2 separate regions of the Homo sapiens genome follow, and region 2 is linked to region 1. A link is a contact called in ENCODE Hi-C or POLR2A ChIA-PET data. All regions are on one chromosome and are shown on one strand. The core of a region is the stretch at or near the end of the contact, and the rest is flanking DNA. Distances in the headings are between cores, read along the strand shown.

Region 1 (7,209 bases), core at 3,406-5,905:
GGATTACAGGCACCCGCCACCATGCCTGGCTAATTTTTGTATTTTTAGTAGAGACGGGGTTTCACCATGTGGGCCAGGATGGTCTCCATCTCCTAACCTCGTGATCCACCCACCTCGGCCTCCCAAAGTGCTGGGATTACAGGTGTGAGCCACCGCCTGTAAACCTCCTCTTTCATCTCACATGACCTCCAGGCCCAACCTTTTCCTACTGTCATAACTAATCGTGTTTTACTTCTCAGCACAGAACAATATGTACATAATAAAAACTAGCATAAATTTAATAATTCAAAAACCAACAAGAATCCCTTTTATTATAAAAATAATCACTATTATTGCTTAAACTATTTTACACATTTGATTTTTCTAAGTTCTACATATAAGTATATATTGTACAGAAAAGCACCAGAGACAGGAGAATACCTTTTAACCAATGTGATCAAAAACACTATCTGAATGGCTAAAGACAGGTAGTAAAACAGGGAAACTATTAAACATATACACACATTTGCATCCTGAACATTTTAATTTAAAAATATAAACGTTCATTCAGACATCAGGACTTTCTTTGAAAATGAGTCCTGTGACTGAAGCTCAATATTGTATACATACAGGCCAGGTGCGGTGGCTCACGCCTGTAATCCCAGCACTTTGGGAGGCCGAAGCAGTCGGATCACTTGAGGTCAGGAGTTTGAGACCAGCCTGGCCAATATGGTGAAACCCTGTCTCTACTAAAAATACAAAAATTGGCCAGGCATGTTGGTGCGCGCCTGTAGTCCCAGCTACTCGGGAGGCTGAGGCAGAACAATCAGTTCAACCCAGTAGACAGAGGCTGCAATGAGCCAGCCCCTGTACTCCAGCCTGGATGACACAGCAAGACCCCATTTCAAAAAGAAAACAAATAGTGTACTTATAAACACTCATACATAATAAATTGTCTAGCATTCCTAGCTCAGTTTCATTAAGGTGAAGCATGAACTAGAGGCATTTGTGAAGTAATCTGAATGTAAAATCCTTCTAGATTTTTTTTTACTATTTTCACTCTAATGTCTTAAATTACCTACACTTAATTCAAACCAGTATGTAGCCATTTGCTTTTATGAAGTCTTTCCAAAGCATCCAATCTAGCTTGCCAAATAAAAAATTTTATTTTTTTCACAAGATTTTATCAATTTACACAATATTAATTATATATTAATAATAAGTACAATTCGAATACACAGGTTTGAAAAATACAACAGAACTTCAATAAGCACAAAGTTCAACTGGTAAGTGAAGAATATGGAAGATTATACTGGAAAAGTAGCCTAACAGTAGTGAGAGAACCTTTTATCGGGATTTGCAGCTAGAATAGAAAGTACTGGCAATTCTGACAAGTCCTTTGTTCACTTCTGCTTTCAGTCTCTGTAAATTTCCTTTTGTGGTCATTTCATATAATTATCCTGTAATATGTAATCTTTGGTGTCTGATTTCCTTCATTAAGCATAAAGTTTGTAAGGTTTATTAATGTTGTAACATACAACAGTATTTCCTTCTGTTTAGGGCTAAACAGCACTCCATTGCATGGATACACCACATTTTGCTTATCTATAAGCTGATGGATACTTTGGGTTGTTTCCATTTTTTGTCTATTACAAATAAGGTGGCTATAAACATTTGGGTACAATATTTTTGTGGACATATGCTTTCATTTTTCTTGGGTGGATTCTAAGAGAGGAATTACTGGGCTGTATGGAAATTATCAAACTTTTCTAAGGGGGATCTATCACTTATGGTAAATTTTTTAATAAAAAACCTCTAATAGTAAGAATAATATTTGATGTGAAGTTAGGAATTCTTTATATGATCCTGGCTCTACTGTTAACTGGCTATGTGACCTTAAGTCACTTATTCATTGTGGCCCTCAGTAAAACAAATGGCTGGTAAAGATAATCTCTAAAACATTAATATCATTTCCTATGAAAATCCTCTCACCAAAAAATAATATACATGCAGGATCAAATAAATGTACACTTCACTACTTCTTCCCCTTCTATTTGCTATCGGTCTCCCATGGCTTGGATTTCCCCTGTCCCAACTTTAAGCATAGTGATGGTATCGCTACTAAAGGAGGTAAATCTATTACCTTATGGCCTACAATGTCTGCTATCTTAAGCCCTCTGGCAAAAAGGCAGAAAGACATCAGTCAGAACTGATGAATTCTTCAGGAATGCTGTGTATAGAGGAAAATGATGCTTCAGTAAAGGAAGCCAAGGCATGTGATCAGAATACATAGTTTGGAGCACCCCAATCCAAAAATCTGACATCTAAAATTCTCCAAACTCTGAAACTCTGAGCATCAACATGATGCCACAAGTAAATTCCACAACTGACCTCATGCATCGGGTTGCAGCCAAAACTTTATTTCATGTACAAATTACTTAAAATATTGTACAAAATTACCTTTGGGCTATGTATATAAGGTGTATATAAAACATAAATGAATTTTATGTTTAGCACATGGGTTCCATCCCCACAATCTCTCATTATGTATATGCAAATATTCCAAAATCCCCCCAAAATGCAAAATCTGAAAACACTTATGGTCACAAGCATTTCGGGTAAGAGACAAAATCAACCTGAAGCTGGAAGGTGTAGGCAGAACACAGAATGTTTAAAGCCATGGGTTACTGTGGTGTAAGAGCTAAGCCTTTGTCTTTCAACTTGAGACTGTCAAGATGTGTGATGATAATTAAATGACATATAATATTAAGAAAAACTTGATAACCCTAAAATTTCATTATAGATAAAAAAGAGCTAATAAATGGAGAAGAAACACAGAAACTTAAGTGTGGCTCTATAAAACTATTAATAGTAATACTAAATAATCATTTATATTAAATGTCTGACATGTATGATTAATTACCATCAAGTACAATTAAGGGTACAGATGCATAACCCTTGAGTATTTGTGTGCATATGTTAAACAGAAATGCACACATATATTCACAGTAAACTTGTGATATGCACATGATATGATTCTAATATCATTTAAATTCTTGTGAGGTTTTAATTTTTATGTGTCTATTTTTTAAGATTTTTTAAAAGTCCCAGCTCCGGTTACCTCTAACTAGCAAACTCAAAGTATGAACAAGATTTTAAAAATCATTCCAAAAGAGAAAAAAAAAAAATTAAAGACTGATTTTAAAATGTCTTAATCCCAGGCTTTGACCAAAATGTAGTGACCAAAATGTAGTATGAGTTTGACATTAGTCACTTATCTACTAAAGAGACCTTAGCAGAGATAGAAAGTTGGTGGCTTTTTCTACTTGCCTTTTTAAAGCCAAAAACAGGCATTTTAAATATAAAATGTTCTGAAAAACATGTTCGAAAGCCTAATGTGAGTCAAGCATTATGTTTACATAAAGGGATGTGAGTTTCATCACCACAGAGATAAACCACATTTTAAATCTCTATTTACAGTTCTCTCTCAAGGGTTGCTATTCCTTGGCCAAGCAGGCCTGCAATGAGCAAAAACTTTCACAAGCTAGGTGGACCTGTGGTGAGAGACAGGAGCCAATGGTGGGGACCCACCTCATGCCCCCCTTTTCACAGCTGGTTCTGCATCTGACTTCATCCATACAGTAAGCTTGATAAACCAACTTCATTTGTAACATAAGCACTTCATTTGTAACATAACATCTATCTCACAATGCTATTCCACTCATTTCCACTTCTAGTCCTGAAAATAAATAGCTTTTAAGACCAACTTCCCTGCCAACAACTATAAAGGCTGGATAAAAAAATACAAAAGCACCACCAGTTTTAAAACATCAACTAGGACAGGCAGGTCTCCAGGAGTTGGACTGGAGAGAGATGGAGTCTTTCTAAGCCACAAGAAAAGGAAAGCTCAACCAGGTGACCTCCATGGAAAACTCCTGCAAATGCTTACTCAAGACCTAGGGCTCTTTGCATGCCCAGAAGACACGAGGACACCAACAAACAAAATGCTTGGCCCTACAAGACCACAGATATTACTACTTCCACCATCTTGGCAAAGATGTGCCTCTTCCTCTTCACCCTACCAACATATCTAAATAGTTAAATGATGTATAAGAAATCAAATTCAGCACATAAAAGTATGCTCAAAGGTGTCAAGACACACAATGCAAAAATACAGTTCCTATTGAAGCTAAACCTATGCAAAGTCAAGGGGTGTCTCTTAAAGTGCGCTAAATAGTTTCATTACTCAGGGAGTGGCATTACAAACAAATCAAATAAAAAGTTAAAATAAAAACAAATGTGAAAATTAAGTCCAAAAAACAACTTAACTCTTACTACTTAATTTACCTGCAAGAAAAAGTTTAGTAAATATTTTTAATAGTCATTATGTTACAGAAAAGCAAGCTAGGATAAATGGGTTCTAGGCAAAATCAATGGTGCACCCAAGGAAAGAAACAACTTAAAAATTGTTATTTTATCATTCCTATCTAATGTTTCATTTGTAACTATGAGTAAACAGGTGTTTGAGAACAAATTCTAAAACTAACCTTTGGGTCACATTCAACTCTGAAAGCTTAGTATAAATATAAATACAAAAGTCCTCTGGTTCTATTACAAAGTTTAAGGGAGCTTTTAATAACATGTTTGCTTTAAAGTCCAGTAGTTTCATACTTCTTTTTTTTTTTTTTTGAGACAGAGTCTCGCTCTGTTGCCCAGGCTGGAGTGCAGTGGCACGATCTCGGTTCACTGCAACTTCCGCCTCCCAGGTTCAAGTGATCCTCCTGCCTCAGCCCCGCTAGTAGCTGGGATTACAGGTATGTGCCACCATGCCCGGCTAATTTTTGTATTTTCAGTAGAGTTGGGGTTTCACCATGTTGGGCCAGGCTGGTCTCTAACTCCTGACCCGCCTCGGCCTCTCAAAGTAGTTCAGTACTTTTACTACTACTCCTAATAGACCAAGGATAGTTATTTATTAGTACTTATTCATCTATCCTCTGCCTGGTCCCACATATGGCCAGCAGTAGCTATTTATTTAGGAAAAAAAAAAAAGGTTTAACAATGTGTGAATTGCTGTGAAAGTTGGTCTTTTAAGCTAACTGTCAAGCTGGTTAATCAAACTCTTAAATAGTTCTTCTTTCAGTTTCTTATCCTCATACTAAGAACATCTGTAACTGTTTTTGTCTACTACTGTAAAAGAGAATACGAAAAGACAAATGTAAACAGGGTTAAAAAAATCTTTATAAATATTAAATACTTATTCTGCTAGTAAGCTAGAGATAAACCCTGAAAAGTTAAACTCACATTTAAAATTAAAAAAAAAAAAAAAAGAGGCAAATAACTCTATGACAAGTCTGTCAGAACATGTTAGAACTTGCCTTACCAAATTTAATCACTAAGGTAATCCTCTATTAACAAGTAATAAAATATTTTCAGAGTTCACTTTCAAATCATGAAATAAATACAGATTTAAAAAGGTTTAACACAATGAAGACAGAAATAGAAAAATTTTAAATGAGCAGAAAAGTAGTAAAAAGTTTCTACTGCAGAATCATAGTGGGGGAAAAAAAGTCTAATTATAATTAGATCGAAGTTTAAAGAACTTTCTCAATACTTTCCATGATACCAGTAACTGACTACACTTCTAAAACAGCACCAGTAACATATGAATTAGTAAATTGTACAGATAAACATTTCTAGATATAAAAATATTACTGATAAATTTGGTAGAGAAGCATATGATATGGTGTCAAAAAACCTGGTGGACTTAGCCACTACTAAAAAGCTCAGAGTTTCCACCACAGTAAAAATTTTCTTAAAATCTTTCTTGGGAGGCCGAGGCGGGCGGATCATGAGGTCAGGAGATCGAGACCATCCTGGCTAACACAGTGAAACCCCATCTCTACTAAAAAATACAAAAAAATTAGCCAGGCGTGGTGGCGGGAGCCTGTAGCCCAGCTACTTGGGAGGCTGAGGCAGGAGAATGATATGAACCCGGGAGGCGGAGCTTGCAGTGAGTCAAGATCCTGCCACTGCACTCCAGCCTGGGTGACAGCGTGAGACACCGTCTCAAAAAAACAATCCTTCTCAGGGGTCTGAAAAATTTTAACAAGAAAAACACAGTTGTGAAAATTTTTTATTTAAAAATAATTTCCATTTAAGAATTGTCTACCAAGATATTGGACAAATCAAACCCATGTTTCTCTAAAGTTGTGTAAACTGCAATAAATCATAAAATAAAAACACTGTTCTCTACTTCAAATTTAATAATCTAGAGGTCAGAGGGAAAAAAAACAGTTAATCACACTTTGAGGTCTTAGAGCAATGAATTTATAAGACTATCTTTCAGGAAAGAAGACCTGTATTAGAGAAGCAATACAATTCAGTGGTTAAGAGCACTGATTCAAGAACCAAATAGCCTCTGTTTCAGTCTTGTCTGCCATTTACTAGGTGTGACCTTAGTATCTGTCTCAGTTGCCTCATCTGTAAAATAACATCTACCTCAAAATGTTATTCCACCTTTAGTACTGAAAGAAAAGCTTTTGTAAGACCAACGCCCCTGGAAGAACAACTATAAAAGCTGGATGAAAATAAAAAACTACCACCTCATACCCATTAGAAGAGTTACTATAAAAAAAAAAAACACAAAACACAAAATAACAAGTTTTGACAAGAATGTGGAAAAATTAGAGCTCTCGTGCACTGTTGGTGGAAACCTAAGATAGTATAGCTGCTGTGGAAAGCAATATAGCAGTTCCTCAAAAATTACAAAAACAATTAACATAGGATCCACTAATTCCACTTCTGGGTATACACCCAAAAGAAATGAAAGCACATCTTGAAGAGGTATTTGTACATTCGTGTTCACAGCAACATTATTCACAGTAGCCAAAAGGTGAAAACAACTCAAGTGTCCATCAACAGATGAACAGATAAACAAAATGTGGTCTACACATAGAATGCGGTATTATGCAGCCTTAGAAAGGAAGTAAACTCTCACATATGCCGTAATACGATGAACCTTAAGGACATGCTAAGTGAAATATGCCAGTGACAAAGGGACAAACACCTTATGATTCCACTTACATGAGGTAATGAGTGATCAAATCATAAACAGAGAAGGTAGAATGGTAGCTGGCAGAGGCTTGGTGGAGGGGAAAATGGAAAGTTACTGTTTAGTGAGTACAGAATTTCAGTTTTGCAAGATGAAAAGAATTCTGGAGAGGATGGTGG
Region 2 (7,209 bases), core at 1,185-3,684, 240 kb after region 1:
GTTAATTTTTTATAGTCTGGGCATTTTGCACTTTGAAATGAGAATGAAAAAAGAAGTAGCTACTGAGTGGGATGATGAATGAATGAGGGGACAGAGCCAGGGCTGACATCCCAAGTATTAGATCCACATATTCTGTGTTGGATCTTTTCCAGGGTAAATTATAGAGGAAAATGCCATTTGTCTTATTTTCATCCTTTCCATCTGTGGAACTTGAAGAGTTACTACCATTTTTTATTGAGCTTGTTTTGAGGAGTATTAATTTAACTTTATACAAAGATGAAAAAGAATGTAAAATAAGAATTTGGTTTCTTGGCAATTCGAAATGAGGTCACTGTTTTACAAGGCCTTATCATCCGTACAGTCATTTTTTTAAGGGTAGCTAATTAGCGGAGGATCCAGTGGAGTTTTTATACCCAGTATGTCTAAGAATCATGTGGGCTTGGGTACTGGACTCCACTCCAGGGGGTTCTATTTCAGAAGTTCTTATGGCACAGAGAAGTATGCACTTGAACAGGTGTTTTGTCTGATTCTGAAGCAAGTGGTCTTCTGTCCATGAGTGATTACTACAGTGAGATAGATAATAAAAGTTTGTTTGAACTGGGGCCTACACATGCCTATGGGATCTAGGCAGGAAATATAAATAACAGGGGCTGCCCGATAGAAGCTGATTAGGGCTTGGTGCCTATTGCTGCAAGCTGGAAAACACATGTAAATGGAGCAACAGTGTCTCAATTTTCACTTGTTGTTGTGATGGGGGAGTGCGATTCCAATACTGCTAAATGGCCTGAGCATTCAACAGATATCAGAAAGCTGGAAATCTATACAAAGTCTCGTAATATTTAACTGTTGACACCTAATTGAAATAAAATAAAGACTACGTGTTTGGCAGATAAAATACGTATGCTGGATTCCATCTCTGAGCAGCCAGTCTGATGTGTCTGGTCTAGAGAAAGGAAGAAATAAAAGGTGTTGGGATTGTGCAGGGTGAGTTTCAACGCTGTTAAGGCAGAGTGGTCTTAGGTGATTCTCTTTAGAGAAGCTGTATTTAAACTTCTTGTTCTATGAACAGTGTCAGGGGCAAAACGGTGACATGATCAAAGATATTGTGGTTTGTGATGCAAAAATAGAATATTTGGCACCTAACACAAGCACAAAGATCTATTATTTTCAATTACTTCCTTAGAGTTTTTTTGGAAGATTTATTTTCAGATTTGGAGGTAACCCATTGCCAACCGTGTCCTGGGGGCATGGGAGATGGGTGGATTGGCATGGGCAAGAGGACTTGAGCCTACAGGTGGAAGTTAGGTGGGAGATGATATTGGAGGCAGCATCTTCCTGGGTGCCTGGAATAGTAATGTCTAAGGTGGCCTAAAGCTACACATGGGGAAATTAAAAGAAAAGACCTGAGATGCTGACCCAGACAGTCAGGAACCAAGAGAACTGGAGGCAGAATGAAGCTGGGAATAATGCTTTGGGCCAGAGCTCATCAAAGGGCAATCTTTTCTATAAAGAAGTGAGCTCTATTTGAGAAAAGAATAGTTAAATGTGTCTTGAGGCCAGGCGTGGTGGCTCATGCCTGTAATCCCAGCACTTTGGGAGGCTGAGGCAGGCAGATCACGAGGTCAGGAGATCGAGACCATCCTGGCCAACATGGTGAAACCCCGTCTCTACTAAAAATACAAAAATTAGCCAGGCATGGTGGTGCGTGCCAGTAATCCCAGCTACTCGGGAGGCTGAGACAGGAGAATCACTTGAACCCGGGAGGTGGAGGCTGCAGGGAGCCGAGATCGCGCACTGCACTCCAGCCTGGGCAACAGAGTGAGACTCTGTCTCAAAAAAAAAAAAAGTGTCTTGAGGGATCCGAGTTCTCACCCAAAATATCTTTCTATCCCTTCTGTGTACTCAAAATGTAAATACGTATTCCAACCCCTTACCTCCCTCCTCACCATCATGTACTGACATGGCCAATGGCCTTGCATAGCAGAAAGATGAGCTCAGCTGAAGTCTCCTTTTTTATGTCTGGGGCTTTGGAATGGCTGCTGAAGGTGAGTATGAAATTAGATTCTCTAGCTTGCCTTCTGCACCTAGAAGCAGCTCAGTTCGGGTCCATGGCAGCCAGTATTCACTAGGGGAGGGAAGTGGGCCAGAGAGTGGAAAATGTCAGTGGTTCCCAAACGTAGGTCAGCACCTATCGGTCATTGCTCTGATAAGCTCATAACATGGTGGTAGCAAACAATCCTGAATCGTAACACAGCAAAATGGTATTTCTCACTCAAGACTATATGACCAATAGCGTTAGCAGGGAGTGTGTGTGTGTGTGTCTTGCTCATTGTAGTTTCCTGGGTACTGAGGCTGAAACAATATGTCAAAGGTAAGTAAATCAGGGCTTCAGGTACATCAAAGATAAGTACATCAGGGGAAGAGGCTGGGAAGAACTACTTACTGGCTTTGAAGCCTCTGCCTGAAAGTAACACATGTTACTTCTGCCTACATTTCAGTGGTTATAGCAAGTCACATGGTCATGCTTGCCTTCAAAAGAGGCAGGAAACTGCAATCCTACCACAAGATTAGAGCAGAGAAATGGAACATTTGTGATCTCTCTGAGAACCTCCACAGACCTCAAGATTCGGATTCATTAGATTTTCCCCAAGTCATTCTAAGTCTCTCCTACATTTGGAAACCTCTGATCTACCCAGTTCATCTTTGGAGGAACTTCTTAGCTGAGATTTGAGTCCTTTGTTGGTTTCTTGGCAAGGCATCCTAAGTATTGAGTATAGATTTGCATTCAGAAGATATTCAATGAACCATTTTTCTCAGTAACTCACCCACTCTTCAACAGGAAACCAAATGCAAAGTAACTGTGTTTTTTATTTCTATGAACAATAAAATACTTTCATAATTTCACATCCCATTGCTTTTAAGAGCACATATATTACAAATAAAGGAACTCCACAAACTTTAAAGATTAGTATTTATCAACGCTTTTGTACACATACACAAATATTTTAATATAATGGTATCTGAAATGTTATTCATATATTTTTAGTACTGTCATAGTATTAACTAAAAAGGATCTTTTAAATTTGGTAAAAACCGTATATTTTACAATCTTTTATTTACATCTGAAATATGCTTAAATGTTACAAAAACATTCACTTTAACCTTTAAAATATGTGTACTAGGACTGGGGTACTGACCATACAATAACTGACAGCAAACTTAGGGTTTGCATTTGAGCTACACATTCACTGGAATTTCATGGCAAATATTCAACCTGGCTTGATCAACACTGCTCAAAGAAAAAAAAATTATACAAAATGTGCAAATTCAGAGGTTGGCAAAATTCTGAAGCTAGCGAGGTAAACAAAAATATTAACACCATGAAAACTTCAAATAAATTAAACCTATCTTTCTCTTCCCCGAGATTAGCTGCAAATTCAGAAAGTTCTCTTAGAGGTGGGTCTGATGCTGCAGAGCCCTCAGACTTCAGCACTAGATGAGATGGAGACCGTGGGTAGGGCCGGAGTTGCTTTGCTAATTACTCGAGTGCAGGTTTGGTCCACTCCGCGCTTTGACAGGTCGTCCCTGCCCGTAATCTTAAAACAGGGAAAAACACAACACAACAGAATGCAGAGGTTAATGTTAATATCCCAAACACAAAATTAAAACCCAGAATAGAGGTTTTCATTCCCCACAGGGTAATTTATTCAAATTATAAAAAGACACATATTAAAGTGGATCTAAAGAATTTTCCCCCAAGACCACGTGCTAGCTTTAACTTTTGGTGAAAGTTAAAATATTTTCACAATCCTCTTCTGCTATCTGACATAAATTTATAAATGTTTGGATGAAACTTACAAATATATCTGAGTAATTCCAGGATTTTATTCTATTCTAAAAGTTTATAATTTATATTGTCAGCATCTGCCAAAAAAGGGAAACATTAGAAATTTTATTTAAATGTTTGCATAAAAGGAAATATAGTAAAAAAGTCTTGACCTGATTTTAATCTTGAAAATAATGTTAGTGTGCCTAAAAAATACTTTATCAGATTGATTCAAACAATGACGTGTAAGCATAATAACAACAGAAACTCCAGACACTTTTAAAATATATTTTTGTACAGAAGAGATTTCTGTACAAAGAATTGTGAAGATTTTCCCACTAACTTCACACATTATCCCACTGTGCCATGACCTTCATCTCTACTCTTCCAAGATAGAATCGCTACTTCTGTAAGTGCCCCAAAGAGCACTCAGCTGAGAGCATCCTATACTACCAATAAATTCTCCTTATGATCAATATCACAAAGCTCTGAATAATCTGGCTGATGATGTGTTCAAAGAGTAGACTCCAGGTGCAGTATACCTATGCTTGGTATCACACCAGATTGGGTCCATTCCTTTCTCTGCATTTTGTATTGGATACCCATCATCACAGTTGACTTCACTATGCTGTTATTCTTACTGAATGTTGAAACAGACTCCAAATGGGCATCTTATACTGATGCTTAAACTGAATGCTTATATGCATTACTTTGGCTTCAAAGAAGGCTTTTATGTTTTTTGCTATTTATTATAAACAGTATGGAATTTTGGCACCTATAAAAGCAATTATTGCCTGCTGGTCAGTGACAACTCAAACTACTTTACCTCAACATCTCCATTTTACACAGTAGCATCCACTTTATCTTGTCTTGTCTCGTTCCTTATACTGAAGGTTCCTTCATTAACTAGATGTCTTCAAAATACTCCTCTAGCTAATACTTTTCTAGACACTTTTGGAGTGAATTGCATATGTAGCTGAAACAGCAGAAGGACGAACATAACTACATTTTTTAGTTTTAATCATGGGGCCTTTACCCATTCCTGAATGTAGGCTGGGATCACTTTGGAGCACTGATATAATCTGAAAAAACAGCAATCATGTAGTTTTTTTTTTAGACGGAATCTCACTTTGTCACCCAGGTTGGAGTGCAGTGGCATGATATCAGCTCACTGCAACCTCCGCCTCCTGGATTCAAGCAACTCTCCTGCCTCAGCCTCCCAAATAGCTGGGATTACAGGCACCTGCCATTACAGCCAGCTAATTTTTGTATTTTTAGTAGAGATGGGACTTCACCATGTTGGCCAGGCTGGTCTCGAACTCCTGACCTCAGGCAATCTGCCCACCTCGGCCTCCCAAAGTGCTAGGATTACAGGTGTGAGCCACTGCACCCGGCCTCATGTAGTTTTTAAAACTAACCCTGGGATTAAAGAAGTATGTAGACAACTTCTATGTTTTTTTAAAGACTATGTTTTTTTAAAGATTTATAGGAGCATTGTGACCTGACCAGGACAAAGAAGTTTGCAACCTCCTCAGACCTTTGCTCATGCCCAGATATCTGTGGTCATCAGACACTTCTTGATTTCAACCCCCTTCTTTTCTCCCTGCCCTTAACATAAAAAGAGCCTACAATGTGTACTGAGTTAAGATGGTACTTTAGGATGCTGGATCACCATCTTCATGTTTGCTGGCTCTCTGAATAAACCTGCTTTTCCTCCCATCAACTCTCACTTCTAGTGTTCGGCTATTGAGCAGACAGCAGCCAAATCTGGGTTTGCTTACACATAATTAATTCTATTTTTCTATTTCCTTTTTATATTTTGATGTGTAGCTATCCATTCTAATTGTTTCTTTTTTTTTTTTTAAGACACAGTTTTGCTCTTGTCTCCCAGGCTGGAGTGCAGTGGTGTGATCTTGGTTTACTGCAACCTCTGCCTCCTGAGTTCAAGCGATTCTCCTGCTTCAGCCTCCCGAGTAGCTGGGATTGTAGGAGTGTGCCACCACACAGGCTAATTTTTTTTTGTATTTTTAGTAGTGACGGGGTTTCACCATGTTGGCCAAGCTGGTCTCACACTCCTGACCTCAGGTGATCCACCAGCCTCAGCCTCCCAAATTGTTGGGATTACAGCATGAGCCACCGTGCCTGGCCTGTTTCTATTTTTAAGTGTTCAATAGAATTTTTTTCCTTTGTTGTAATTTTGTATGTACCTGTTTTCAGAATATGTGCATGAATAGATAGGTATGTGAAGGTATTCCTATAGATGGAGACCTAGGTGACAAATCCCCATTGAAGTTCAGAACCAGGAGAAGGTGTATATTTCCTGTGGACAGATCTTTTTATAGATCTATTTCTATAACAAGGCCTGTGCAATCCATCAGTTTCTTTTCTTTGTGTCAGTTTCCATGAGGCATAGAGTCAAGTTTTGCTTCTTTTAGCAAAGGTTTCCTGGAAAAGAGATGATTTTTCTCTCCCCTTAATCACCTAGTCCTTGTCTTTATATTTTTGTTTTAGCAGTTTTAGGTACAGCATATCTTTGTTTTGGAAACAAATCAGCTCAAATATACTTTAGAAGTTGGAGTATGAGTTTTCATTTTAAAAGCTGTGTTGTTAACTTCAGTTTAAATCATGAGGCTTTTCCCCCCATTGACCTACCTTGAAATGGAAATGGAGTTGTTCTAATTAAATAAAAACTTAGAGAGCACTAGCTACTAGGGAGGTGACTAGAGAGACTGAATGGCTAGGAAGAGAGGGGTACACCAGAAGGCCACAGAGGACAGAGTAGACATAAAGAAAGAAAAACATACCACTTTTGCTTACAGTACTGAGGGAAATACTAGACACAGAGGAACAGAAGCTGTATAAACACGGACCTCGACAGAGCTGCCAGGAAAAAAGAGAAAAGCATTTTTGTCCAAAGTTTCTAGGTCAGATGTGATTTACAGTTGGAGACAAGCATTCCTTCACCACCTTCCCGAACTTTCAGATCCATCATTTGTTCTTTTTATTTCACTCCCAGATTTATGATTTTCCCCATTCTATCAAGTCATCTCTCCTGAGTACTTAATTCCTGTCACCCCTCAAATAGCCTAAACCAATACTACCTCCACGAGGAATCCTATCTACGGCAATTCATTTTCTCCAATATAACTCGGTCAACCATTTCTTTCTCTAGCTACAATGGAGAGTTAAAAATCAGGATGGAAGAAGATGGAAAAACCGAAAAGAAGCAAGATGGGAAATGCAATTAGAAAAAACAGATTCATACAACACACTTCATGGTTTGTGAGTCGTATTAACAGTGCCAGGCCATTTAAGGAAAACAAAGGAAATGCATATTCAGTGGGTGGCTACCATGTATGAAGCACTACTGGGAGACTAATTCA

The links. A loop is a pair of places that touch in the nucleus more often than their neighbours do. ChIA-PET counts read pairs that join two places held with the same protein, here RNA polymerase II (POLR2A). Pooled maps may share reads with other maps.
Region 2: a map with no recorded cell type shows a loop between it and region 1 (2.7-fold over the local background). The contact joins two enhancer-like sites. A Hi-C loop is called at or near these places in 3 of 37 single-sample maps with no recorded cell type and 4 of 50 pooled maps. POLR2A ChIA-PET finds 5 or more read pairs at or near these places in 2 of 52 experiments (OCI-LY7 and activated T-cell).

What each region holds. Positions count from the first base shown.
Region 1 is chr2:224,516,781-224,523,989 of GRCh38, forward strand. The region is part of intron 3 of CUL3 (cullin 3); the gene reads right to left. Among named protein-coding and RNA genes, the nearest start is that of CUL3, 65 kb to the right of the region's middle. RefSeq lists a silencer at 4,878-4,947. Within about 2 kb of position 4,656, at least 5 of the 41 ENCODE cell types and tissues checked have a DNase peak (open chromatin) inside an H3K27ac peak, as active enhancers do; they include OCI-LY7, where a contact is called at or near this core.
Region 2 is chr2:224,762,242-224,769,450 of GRCh38, forward strand. It overlaps DOCK10 (dedicator of cytokinesis 10), which reads right to left. Exons shown (of 56, transcript NM_014689.3): 56 at 2,849-3,596. The coding sequence ends at 3,480. Among named protein-coding and RNA genes, the nearest start is that of CCDC195, 49 kb to the left of the region's middle. Within about 2 kb of position 2,435, at least 3 of the 41 ENCODE cell types and tissues checked have a DNase peak (open chromatin) inside an H3K27ac peak, as active enhancers do; they include OCI-LY7, where a contact is called at or near this core.